Regions from separate parts of the Homo sapiens genome. Here region 1 is linked to region 2. Evidence: chromatin contacts called from ENCODE Hi-C or POLR2A ChIA-PET data. All regions are on one chromosome and are shown on one strand. Each heading gives the region's core, a stretch centred on a gene start or an enhancer-like site at or near the end of the contact. The rest is flanking DNA. Distances are from core to core; before and after follow the strand shown. Region 1 overlaps OSBPL9 (oxysterol binding protein like 9). Region 2 overlaps EPS15 (epidermal growth factor receptor pathway substrate 15).

What was found. A loop is a pair of places that touch in the nucleus more often than their neighbours do. ChIA-PET counts read pairs that join two places held with the same protein, here RNA polymerase II (POLR2A). Pooled maps may share reads with other maps.
Region 1: a loop to region 2 is called in a pooled map, with 1.8 times the contacts of the local background. The contact joins two enhancer-like sites. A Hi-C loop is called at or near these places in 4 of 37 single-sample maps with no recorded cell type and 5 of 50 pooled maps. POLR2A ChIA-PET finds 5 or more read pairs at or near these places in 3 of 52 experiments (GM12878, T-cell and naive thymus-derived CD8-positive, alpha-beta T cell).

What each region holds. Positions count from the first base shown.
Region 1 is chr1:51,734,195-51,740,140 of GRCh38, forward strand. The region is part of intron 4 of OSBPL9 (oxysterol binding protein like 9); the gene reads left to right. Among named protein-coding and RNA genes, the nearest start is that of MIR761, 99 kb to the right of the region's middle. Within about 2 kb of position 2,702, at least 5 of the 41 ENCODE cell types and tissues checked have a DNase peak (open chromatin) inside an H3K27ac peak, as active enhancers do.
Region 2 is chr1:51,432,195-51,438,469 of GRCh38, forward strand. All of the region lies in intron 12 of EPS15 (epidermal growth factor receptor pathway substrate 15), which reads right to left. Among named protein-coding and RNA genes, the nearest start is that of EPS15-AS1, 83 kb to the right of the region's middle. Within about 2 kb of position 1,602, at least 3 of the 41 ENCODE cell types and tissues checked have a DNase peak (open chromatin) inside an H3K27ac peak, as active enhancers do.

The sequences.
Region 1 (5,946 bases), core at 1,452-3,951, 300 kb after region 2:
GGAGTTCATTTATTTCTGGAGACACCTTTAGGAACTTGGCTTCTTTGCTGTATTGACTGAACAACTCGTTTTTCCCAAAATGTGCCACTTCAATTAAGTTATTCTGCTTACTCCGTTGTTTCTTTGCATTCTCTGCATTCCAGAGCATGTTTTAAAATCTGGTTGTGTTAGTCTTTCTCACTCAGTTTCAAGGTTACACTAAATGACAGAGTTTGCTTGTGTTTTGACATATTTTGTCATACCGTGGAGGACTTGGCTGCAGTTGGAACCTGTAAATTCTTACTGTGTTTATTTAAATGAAATTAATTTTTATTAAGGTGAATACACGGGCCCCAGGTTTTCCAATATGGTTAGGAATTTATCCTCCTGGTGAACCTAGTTGTTTACCTGGAAGTATTGGCATCACACAATCCTAGAGCTGGAGAGAATTTTCAAATTCTAATTCCATTTCTACCTTTTTAAAAATTTTTATTATTGTGGAGAAATCAGTCTCAAAGCAGCTAAACGACTTGCCCATGGCCACATAGCTAGAGAGTAAATGACTAGGGCCAGAGCCTAGATGACTCTTGCTCTTTTATTTTCTCCAGAGAGACTCAGGGTGCTGCCCTGGTAGTCTCCACCCCTTGGTCGCCTTTCCCCCCCAAACCCTAGTACTTATTCCCATTTTTAGCCACTAATTTTGGTTTCCTTGAGATTCAGCATCCAGATCCAAAAAATATACATTCTTCTGTAACAGAATATTGTTCCTCAGTTGGCCTCCTTGTGCTTCTCAGCTCCTCAGTTTGGGAATATGCCTTTTCTGGTTATTCTCCATTTTCTTGCAGATTTGTTCTCTGGCCTTCTCTCTTCCGTGCTCTAGGAGGCTGACTTTTACAGCTTTCAGCATCTGGGATCCTTTATCCCTTGGCTTCTGGTTGGGGTTTAGCAAATGGGAAGCAGTGACAGAAAATGGAAGGGAAAAAAGGCCTTTGGAGTATTTGTTCCTTCTGCTCCTTCCATGCTTTGAGGCAATTCTGGCAGTGACTGTTTTACAGCCGTCCATGTCCACTGGCCGGTGGGAACCTTGTTTGTTTCCTTGCCCCTTCAGGCTACTTGCAGCTCTTAATTCCTGAGTACCTCAGCATCTCTTGTTAGTTTTCTTAGCCCTACTCTCACTTCTGTGGGTACTGTAGTCACTTGATTAAAGAAAAGTTCAAACATTGTATCTGATTATGCTGTTTCCTGCCAGGGCCCACTAGCCCGGTGGAGTACTGCTTTACCCCTCCCATTTCTGTCCAAATCCTACACTCTAAATTGCATCCTCTGTGAAAGCTTTCTCGTCCTTATAACTTTCTCCTTTGAATTTCTTCGTGCTTTTCTGATAACATTTTACCATGCTTGAATCAATTATTTGTAGACAGATATATATTCCCTCTAATAGAATGAAACTCTTTTAGATCTGTGTCTGCTTCATCTTGGCATCCCCAAAGGATCCGGCACAGGGCCATAGTCATAAGAGATGCTCAGTGAATAAGTAATTATTGTAACACTGAATTCTAAGGTCCAGCATAGTATGTGTAAAAATGTGCTCAGGATAAGATTTAGTGTGAGATAACGAGTTTTTAGAGAGACAAGAAGATTGTCATTGCCTCATCTTGTTTCTTGTTTTACTACCATTTATTTCAATGTGTTTTTCTCCTAGTTAGTTTCTCTTTCTTCTTAAAAACGTTTAGCCTTGGAAAAATTCAGCAGCCATACATTACAGCAACCAACTAATATAATAAATCCCTTAAAATAACTCTATGAGTTATTTATGATTTTTCCACGAATATTCTGATTTATAATCTGCAAGAACTAGTTCCTTGATTACTTTTTGTGTTTAAATGTTAACAGGTGGGCACATTGCAGAATTCCTTAATTCATTTACAAAATTTTTATTGAGGACTTGCTACAAACCAAACACTAGCCCGGTGGAGATAGTAGAGAATAAAACGAAGTCCTGTTTTCATTGGCTTGTATTTTATATCATCTTGATAGATTCTGACAATTAAACTAAATCAGTAATTTTGTATGCACTTTTTAACAACTTTAGCGAAAACCGAATCTGTTTTCTTCTGGTACTCATTGGCAGCTAAAATTAGATATACGAAGACAGCTTTGGCATATATAATTTCTAAGAGATAAATGTCAGAACAATTGTTGAGTCTATTCAAGTCAGGGTCGTTGTTTTATTTTGTTTGCCTGTGACTGATCATCTATCTGTTAGTCCTGACTAGCTATCACCTTGAGTGTTAATTTGTCAATTTGTTATATTCTGCTGTAGAGATTCAGTCTTGTTAGATTAATATATCAGGTTTTGTTTTTGAAAACATTTCATAATCAAATTTTCAAGAAGTATTAGGCTATAAGAATTTTGCAGTTATTTCAGAACCTGAACTAACTACTAAAGTACTCAGTTTAAGGATTCACGTATTTAATGTTAATTTTTCCTAGTTATTTGTAGAACACATTTCCAGGAAATTTACTCATTTTTGATGGATCCTTAAAAGTAGACTCCAGATAGGCTTTCCAAAATGCTCTTAATCTGAGGTTGGGGAATGGAAGAATATTTTTCTTTCATCCTGTACTAGTAAACCTCTCAGAGTTTATTTAGATCCTGGAATGATTTACTCCATGACTTCTAAGAAAGATACTGCAAGTAGCCTAACCAACTAAAGTATCTCAGAAGAAAAGTGTTGGCTGATTGCCAGCACTACATAGTCCAACAGTGCTTTTGTTAGGTGGTGTGCTGTAGTAGGTGTTTTCTTCTTTAAGAGATTGCTTTCTTGGATGTTGAGTCATGATCATGTTGTTGGCAGGAAGGAGGTGGAAAAAAAAAACTTTGCCATTTTGCTTGGTTATATTGGCCACTTTTCATTATTTTATTTATTCCAGTATAGTGATTACGAAGTTTTAAGTGCTTTTTGCTAGTGCGTGCTTTACCTTTAAATGATATTATAAATTTGCTATCCTACTTTTTTGCTTGGAAAGGTGTATCTGAGCAGCTTTAGCATTTGCCAGATTTACTCCTGGAAAACATTTTATAATTTTATAGACAATTTCAAAAGAATAATGCTTATGACCTTGCATGCTAAAATGGTTATAAAATTTTCTAAAAATGTTCATAACCTGTAGCTTCTGAACATTTTTACCTAAAGCTTTTGAATGTAAATTATAAAATAAATGCATATTTATTTTAAAAAATTAAACAACATGAATGTGTAAAATAAAAACTCAGAGTCACTGTCTCACATGCCCTCATTCCTCAGTCCCATTCCCTAGGGGTAACTGCAGGTGTTTTGTTTCTTTTGTTTCATGTGTTATATTTCAGGGGTGTGTGTGTGTGTGTGTGTGTGTGTGTGTGTGTGTGTACATTTTTTAAAATGAAACTTCTAGTGCGTAAGTAAAATTACATAAAACTGCAACTTGAGTATTATTCATGTGTGTACTTATCTAGCATAAGGTAAGCACTCAGTTAATATTAACTGCATTGAATTCCAGTGTCTTTTATTTCTGTAGCTTGCTTTCTGCATTCAGAACCTGTAAACTCATTTCATTTTAGGTTTTGTAGTTTTTTAAAAAGGCAATTTGCTGGATTCTGAATCATCTGAGGCAATTTTATATGCCTTTCATAACATTTGTGTCTTAAAAATCCTAGCTATATCCTATATAGAGAGGGTGACCATGTAATTTATTGCCTAAACTGGGATACTTGAGAGTGAAGGAGGCTGCTAATAATAACTTTGCTGAGACAACCAGGCATAAACTGACCATCCAGGCAAACTAAAATATACAGTCATCCTATTTACAGACTTAAGTTTTTTGTTTGTTTTGGTTAGTTTAGTAACTTCTTATATGGGTTTGTTGAATAAATTGGGAGTGTCTGGGAAAGACAAGCTGTCAGTGATTTAAATAGAGAAAAATGGTACGAATTCCAGACCTTTATTGTTTAGTTGTATAAGTAACCAAATCACTTTATGGAGTTAGTATTTGTGTTTTGTTCTATAAGTCAAAGGGTGTATTAGTATCAGATGAGGGTATCATGAAGAGTAAGGAATTGTGCTAAGGGTTATGATTGAAGTTCTTGCATTTTAGCTGTACCCGATTCCTGTACCAGATTTTAGCTGTACCAGATTTATTTTTTAGCAGAAACTGAACATTACACATAAACCTTTCTTTGTAAATTTAAAGATAAACGCAATTCTGGTTTTTCAAAGCACTAACATATGTTCAAAAATTAGATTCTTTTATGAAAAAAACTTTCTTTATATTGTTTGATTCTTTGTTACCAAGGTAATAATTAAGTACAGTTTACCTTTTGTGGTTCAGTCATAATACCCAGTGCTTTCCTGAACATCTCATATTGGAATATTTTTCCTGCTCTGTTTTCCATACTGTGTTTTACCACTTGTTTTGTCTGTTATTCATTTCTTTTTTATTACCATTCTCTATTATCTTCTTGGGAGTTCATCAACTTATAGCTTGTTTTTAAAACAGATGTTAAATACAATTTAACTTATGCTTATAGCCTTTACTTGATTGTAGATCTATATGAAAATTGCCTGTGGTTATAGTATTATCTAGTTCTTGATTCGTTTTGTTTTTATCCATCCGTACTCATTGAGTGCCTTCTATGCGTAAGGGCCTGGAGATATAGTGGTGAATCCTGGTTATCTAAGGCTCCAAATTATGAAGGGGAAGTAGAACACCTACCACTGTGTTACTTTACATGTATTACTCATTTAATCTCTCCAGTAACCTTGAGTAGTTTATTATTATACTCATGGATGAGAAAATGTAAGTGAAAAAAGTAATTTGGCTAGATCACACAGGTAATTCATTAGAAAGTTGCAGATTCAGGATTTAAAACTAGATGAGTCCTTAAAGCTGTGCTCGTTTCCACTATGTCAAGGGCCTTCAGGCAGTTTTTAGATTACATTTTAGTGCCCTTCTGTCATTAATTCCTTTTAAACATCATTGTGATTTAATAGAAAAGTATAATGGATTTGGTCAAAGGACTAGGTTGATATCCCAATTGAAAAAAAATTCAGCTGGATGATTTGGGTAAGCACTTATAAAACAGGTTTAATATCTGTCTACCTTACTGTATTATAATGCTCAAATGAGAAAGCTTGTAAAGTGTCTAGTAGAGTACCTAATACTCTGAAAAAAATTTAATATACATTGTGCATCCATGATGTTAGAGCTGCTTACTTAGCATTACAGAAAAAGACCTTACTTTTCAGGGCATTCTTGAGGTACCTAGCAGTTGGTAAGGTAACTACAGCTACCATGTTGACAATAAAGAACCTAATTTGAAGCCTTAGATTATCAAGACATTGGTAAATGGAAAATAACTTCTCTAAGGTATAGTGAAAGGAAAGGTTTAATACTAGGCTCAATTTTATGGATATTTTTTAATTGATGATCTTCACTCCAAATGAATTGATAGTTGACTATTCCTTAGGATTAAAAGAGATGAAAATCTTAACCCCAGAACTTCCCTGTTCTTCTAAGTCCTGTTCTTCCCTTAGCAGAAATGGATAAACCACGGGGACAGTAGGGATTGTAAATGTTTCCAAATTTTCAGTAATCCAAGGAAATCACAGATTAGTGTGCCTCACATAAAATCATGGTATAAGTAATATTTCTGGTCTCTTTAATATACTTTTTTTCATCGTCAAACCACTTTTGGTAGGGAGACAAGATGTCATTTCTCTAAAAACTTAATTTGCTAACTTAAATTTCTAAGAAAGGCCATTATGTTTGGCATAATCTTTTTTTTTTTAACTTGCCACTTGCTGCTCATGTACCTACTTTTCCTCTGTGTAGTTACAGATTTTTCTCTTACTATTCCTTTACTTGATTATTGATGTTAGACTCACAGCATGGTAACTTTCTATTCTCTCTTTTCCTTACTTTTATGGA
Region 2 (6,275 bases), core at 352-2,851:
GAGGTAAGTGTCCCTTAGTAAGCTACCAGAGCCACAAAACAGTACAAGCAAATGAAATGTATAATAATTCTAACTCAGAACAGGTACAAAGAAGCCACATAGATTATGTATGTATGTATGTATGTATGTATGTATGTATGTATGTATGTATGTATATATTTAATAGAGACTTGCTTTGTTGCCCAGGGTGATCTCAACTCCTGGCCTCAGCAATTCTCTTGCCTTGGCCTCCCAAAGTCCTGGGATTACAGATGTGAGCCACCATGCCCAGCCTAAGTAATTTTTAAATGATCTAACAGGCACACATTAAAAAATAAAAAGAAATGAGTGAAATTTATTTTAATGTAATATTTCAAAATGTAATAAAGATGAAAAATACTAAGATATTTTACATTTTTTTTCATTCTAAATCTTTGAAATCCAGTATATTTTATACTAACAACACATCTTAAATTGGACTAGCCATATTTCAAGTGCTCAATCACCACACAGCTAGTGGCTACTATACTGGACAGCACAGGTTCAGACTTTAGCAAGGAGGTTTTCAAGTAAGGAGAGTCTCCCAAAACAGAGGTTTTAATGATGATCTATACACTTTATGTGAAAATGAATTAGGCTGCCTCCTTACTATCAAAGAAATGCACACCGCAACCTAGAGCTTCAATTATTTAACCAGTAATACCATTCTTAAGGCAGAGTCACAAAAGAGACCTTTTAGTGTCAGTGTCACAGATCTTTAGAGGGTCACAAACACATCAAGTTGGATCATAAGCAAAAGAGCTCCAGATTTGATAATATAAGCAATGAACTCTCCAGACATAATGGTTTCTAATGATATTTGAACTGAACTAAAACAAAAACATAGAATTTTTAAAAATTTGAACCATATGCTAGGATTTAGAAATTTTAAAAAATCGGTTCTTGAATATGACTGAAGTAGAGGTCTATATATTTAGGAACACAGAATCTGGCTACCTGGCTACATAGTTCCATTCACTCTTCAACTAGAGAAAGAAAGTTCATTCAGCTACTCCAACCAATATTTAGTGAACAGCTATTGAGTAAATCCTGTACTCTAAGTGCTGAACTCGGTGTTGGGGATGATGATGATAAATACTAACATGTATTGAGAACTTACTATGTTCCAAGCATTGCGTTAAGCATTGTACATGGTTATTCATATTTCCATTTTACAGATAAATAAACTGAGGTACAGATAGTTAAGTATATCCAGGTCATGTCAGGCAATCTGGAAATCTGGTTAAAAAGCCCATGCTCTGAAATACTACACTATATTGCCTCATTAGAAGTAAGAGTTGGCCTGTGCCATCACACAGAGTCGAGAATCTACTGGGAGAGAAGGAAATTGAGTGCTCTCTGAGCTGAGGTAGATAATCAGGGAAAACTTCGTGGAAATGAAGACTAGTTCATTTCTTCATCTGAAAAACTGAAATAAAGTTATTACCCTTCAGGGATGTTACAAGAGCTCAGCAAGTGAACTTACATAAAGAAGGCACAGTACAATGCCTGATAACTATTATTCTAATTATCTATCCTGTTTACTGGCCCAAGACCAGGATAACAAACAGGCCTGACAGGATGTGGCTTTAACTTCCTGATGTTCTTGCTAAAAGGACAGAGACAGGAAGGAAATGGAAGCTAGTAGATGACAAAATATTAACTCCTGCCTCAGCATAATTTACCACTACCACATTATCCAAGTGACTGAAGCACTCTCTTAGTAGTTTCATCTTTTCCACTGCCAAGAACTTCTCTAACTGAGGCATTTTACTGTCACAGCAACAGCTCTCAAGAATGGGTCCACAGATAGTTTTTAAGTGTCTGGGAACTCCTGAAATAAATACAAAATAGTATCACAGATATACATGTTCTTTTTTTCTGTGGGCAGGGTATAACAGTCTTCATCAGATTTTCAAAGGAAATCCTTGACACAAAAACAGGTCTGCAATTACCATGATTCAGCAATTCCACTTTTGCAAATATACTCCAAAGAACTGACAGCAGGGTCTTGAAATGGTATTTGTATGTTCATGTTCATAGCAGCGTTATTCATAATAGCTAAAATGTGGAAACAACCCAAATGTCCATCAATAGATGAACAGGTAAACAAATGTGGTATGTAAGTACAATGGAATTATTATTCAGCCTGAAAAAGGAAGGAAATTCTGACATATGCCACAACACAGAAGAACCCTGAGGATATTATGCTGAGTGAAATAAGATAGTCATAAAAAGACAAATATCTCACGATTCTGCTTATATGAGATAGTTACAGTAGTCAAAATCATAGAGATAGAAAGTATAATAGAATGGTGGCTGCTATGAGGAAGGGCGGGGAAAATGGGAGGGAGTAGAGTATGGGGAGTTATTGTTTAATGGGTATGGGGTTTCAGTTTTGTAAGATGAAAAGTCTTGGAAATGAATGGTGATGATGGTTGCACAACACTGTGAATATATTTCTTTTTCTTTTTTTGAGACGGAGTCTCGCACTTGTCTCCCAGGCTGGAGTGCAGTGGCGTAATCTCGGCTCACCGTAACCTCCACCTCCCGGGTTCAAGCGATTCTGCTGCCTCAGCCTCCTGAGTAACTGGGATTCCAGGCACCTGCCACCATGCCCAGCTAATTTTTGTATTTTTAGTAGAGACGGAGTTTCATCATGTTGGGCAGGCTGGTCTCGAACTCCTGACCTGAGGTGATTCACCCATCTCAGCCTCCCAAAGTGCTGGGATTACAGGCATGAGCCACTGTGCCTGGCCATGTGAATATATTTCATACCACTGAATTGTATGTTTAAAAATGGTTAAGATGATAAATTACTATGTTATGTGTATTTTATCACAATTTTTAAACATGTGAAAAAAAAGAAAAACTAAGTCTGCAGAATATTTAAAAAAAAAAATCAGCCCACTAACCTTAATGTTCCTGTGAGGATTCAAAAACCTTTTATATATAAAATCCTTTTCTTTTTCTTTTTTCTTTTTTCTTTTTTTGAGACTGAGTCTCACTCTGTTGCCTAAGCTGGAGTGATCTCGGCTGTGAGTGATCTCGGCTCACTGCAACTTCTGCCACCCAGGTTCAAGCGATTCTCGTGTCTCAGCCTCCTGAGTAGCTGGGATTATAGGCATGCGCCACCACGCCTGGCTAATTTTTGTATTTTTAGTACAGATGAGGTTTCGCCATGTTGGCCAAGCTGGTCTCAAACTCCTGACCTCAGGTGATCCACACGCTGCAGCCTCCCAAAGTGCTGGGATTACAGGTGTGAGCCACTGTGTCCGGCCTAAAATCCTTTCCTATAGTCTTCAAAATAAGCTATTATTCAGAAGGTCTTTGCCTTAGTTCAACATTTAACACATGGCTTCTATTCTGCCATAAACTTTGCAGGAAGTAAGTCTTGGAAATATTCTAATATTTATAACATACTTTGCGTCATTCATTCAACCAACTAGCCTATTCCTCGGTGTTAAGTAATGTGTGTGTTAATTTCTAGGCCTATCAAAATGAACAAGACATAGCTCTTGCCCTTAGGAATTAAAAATTTACCAAAAAAGCAATATAAATTACTATAGTTAAACAGTAGAAATACTACAATAAACGAATAAAGCCTCTGGAAGAAGAGGAAAGAAAAGTAATCTGAAGATTTCATGGAAGGCTTGACAGAAGAGACAATATTTAAGACGGGTCTTGAACATGAACAAAACTTTATAAGGTAAAAGGTATGCTCCAGGCAAAGGCGAACAGTAGGATCAGAGGCATAGAAGAATAAAAGTGGTGGTATGTTGAAGTAAGAGGTAATAAACCCATCTATCATACGACTGGAGAAAGGGAACAAAGCTGAAATAGTAGATTCGAGTACTGTACTGAACACTCAGAGTACAAAGAGCAAACACACTGTATCTGTTCTCAAATAGCTTTTTAGTACCACAGGGCAGCATACTGTGAGAGGTGGCTAAGACAGAACGGTCAGAATGCCAAGAGAACACCATGAAGGAAGAGCCTTTACACCATGTTCAAAGAAGTGAACTGGATTCAGTTGGAGATGGGAAGTCACTGAGGGATCTGAGTTGTATTTTATATATCAGTTGGAAGTAGGATGGTCCAAAGGAGGAAAAGGCTCAAAGCAGAGAGCCAATGAGGAGGTTACAGCCATGATCCAGATAAAAGACAAAGGCTAAAACTAAGAAGGAAACATAGAAAACAGAGAAGACAGATTTCAACAATATTGAAAAAATTATTTTCTCATCTATTATGAGCTAAACACTAGGGATACAAGCAGCCCGTGTTTAAGAAGCACATAATCTAGTGGGAGATTAAAAAACACAGAATTATAACAAAGAATGATAAGTGTTATAACAGTTGTAAATATAAAGACTACATAAAATAGGCTCTTAAATAAGACTTGAAGAGAGTATGGAGGTTGGGAGGTAAATCAAGGAAGGCTTCCTCTCCCAGAGGAAATGATGTCTAAGATGAGATTTGAAGAGTGAGAAGTTGATTAGACAAAAGAGATGGGAAGGTAAGGAATCAATTCAACAGACATTTCAAAGGTAGAAGACTAAAGATGAGAAGAAGAAAAATCTCAGGTTTCTAGCTTGAGTGATTGGGTGAATGGTGATGTCACTGAGAAGGGAGATACAAAACAGAGGTGAGGGGACAATTAGGGAATTCATATCCTACTAGATGTTCAGATGAAAACACTAGTAGGCAATGAAAAATACAGGTCTTGAGCTCAAGTAAGAGATTCAGATATTCGATGAGTGTTATATTACAACTACCTGTATTGCTTTTCCTTAAGTTAAAAATATCATACTAATTTAATCTAATTGGCATAATTAAATCATTTAATTAATAGCAAATGTTGAAGAAATCACAGAAAAAAATTTTAAAATATACCTAAAGGTATCTCGCACTTCAAGCTCCCAATGTCTTATATTTTCTACTAGAAACAATTTGGTGAACTAAAGATGAAAACAAAGACAACGAAATCTCATTTTCTGACCAATAACAAAGAACATTCTTCACCCAACTAACTCAAGTTTATATATAGCTTTCAATATTTCCATTGGTTTGCAATGCTCAAAACAAAATATGATTCTAAGAAATATATTCCTTTTTTCATTATGCATTTATCTATTTCCTGAATTTTACAATGAATATGTATTATAACTATCATTAAGAAAAAAGTATTATAAAGTACTACATTCATTATACAGTAATTACAATTTCACATCATACATGCTGCTTACTTAGAGGTTTGATCCCTGGACTAAAAAAAAAAAATTTTTTTTTTTTTTTTTTGAGACAAGAGTCTCACTGTGTTGCCCAGGCTGGAGTGCAATGGCTCACTGCAACCTCTGCCTCCCAGGTTCAAGGAATTTTCCTGTGTTAGCCTCCTGAGTAGCTGGAATTACAGATGTGTGCCACCACGCCTGTCTAATTTTTGTATTTTTAGTAGAGACAACGTTTCACCATGTTGGGCAGGCTGGTCTCAAACTCCTGACCTTAAGTGATCCACCTGCCTCGGCCCCGCAAAGTACTGGGATTACAGGCATCAGCTATCGCGCCCAGCCCCTGGACTAAAACTAAGTATCTTCATCTCAAAACGAAAATGAAGAACTGGCTAAGATTTTGTCAGGTAACAATTTAGCAAAAGCCACAAACGAAATCTGTTTATTTTTTCCTGTTTTGTAGTCATACTCATCACATCCTTATATATTAATAAAAAAATTAAAGGCTGAAGAATTTTAACTTTGCATGGAAAAAACGGTTATTCACAAGAATAAAAACCAAGGTTTTTATAATGTAATACCTTGAAGACTTGGTGATAATGACCTAACACAACTATTTACAAAAGCGTATTTTAACAACTATAATTTTAGCATGGGGATGAGTCTGACTATGACACTAATGGAGTTGACAGATTATATAAGTTTGCCTACACTGTAGATCTCATCTAAAATAAAAGTCCAGGGAAAATATTTTCACAAACGTCAAATCATGTATAAATATACCGCACATTTATAAAATGTGACTATACCCTAAAAACTAACAAGGTTTTGAAATTCTCTGATTTTCCTAATAAGATAGTCACAAAATATTAGATATGTTATTTTCATGCTGTCAGCTGCCATTTACTATATAAGACTGCCACTGGTACAACTTAACATTATAGTTACTAAAAGTTATTGAAAGATTAGTTGACCAAAATGTAACAAATAATGTTTTCAACAGTAAGAGCATTTTTTCTATGATGCTCT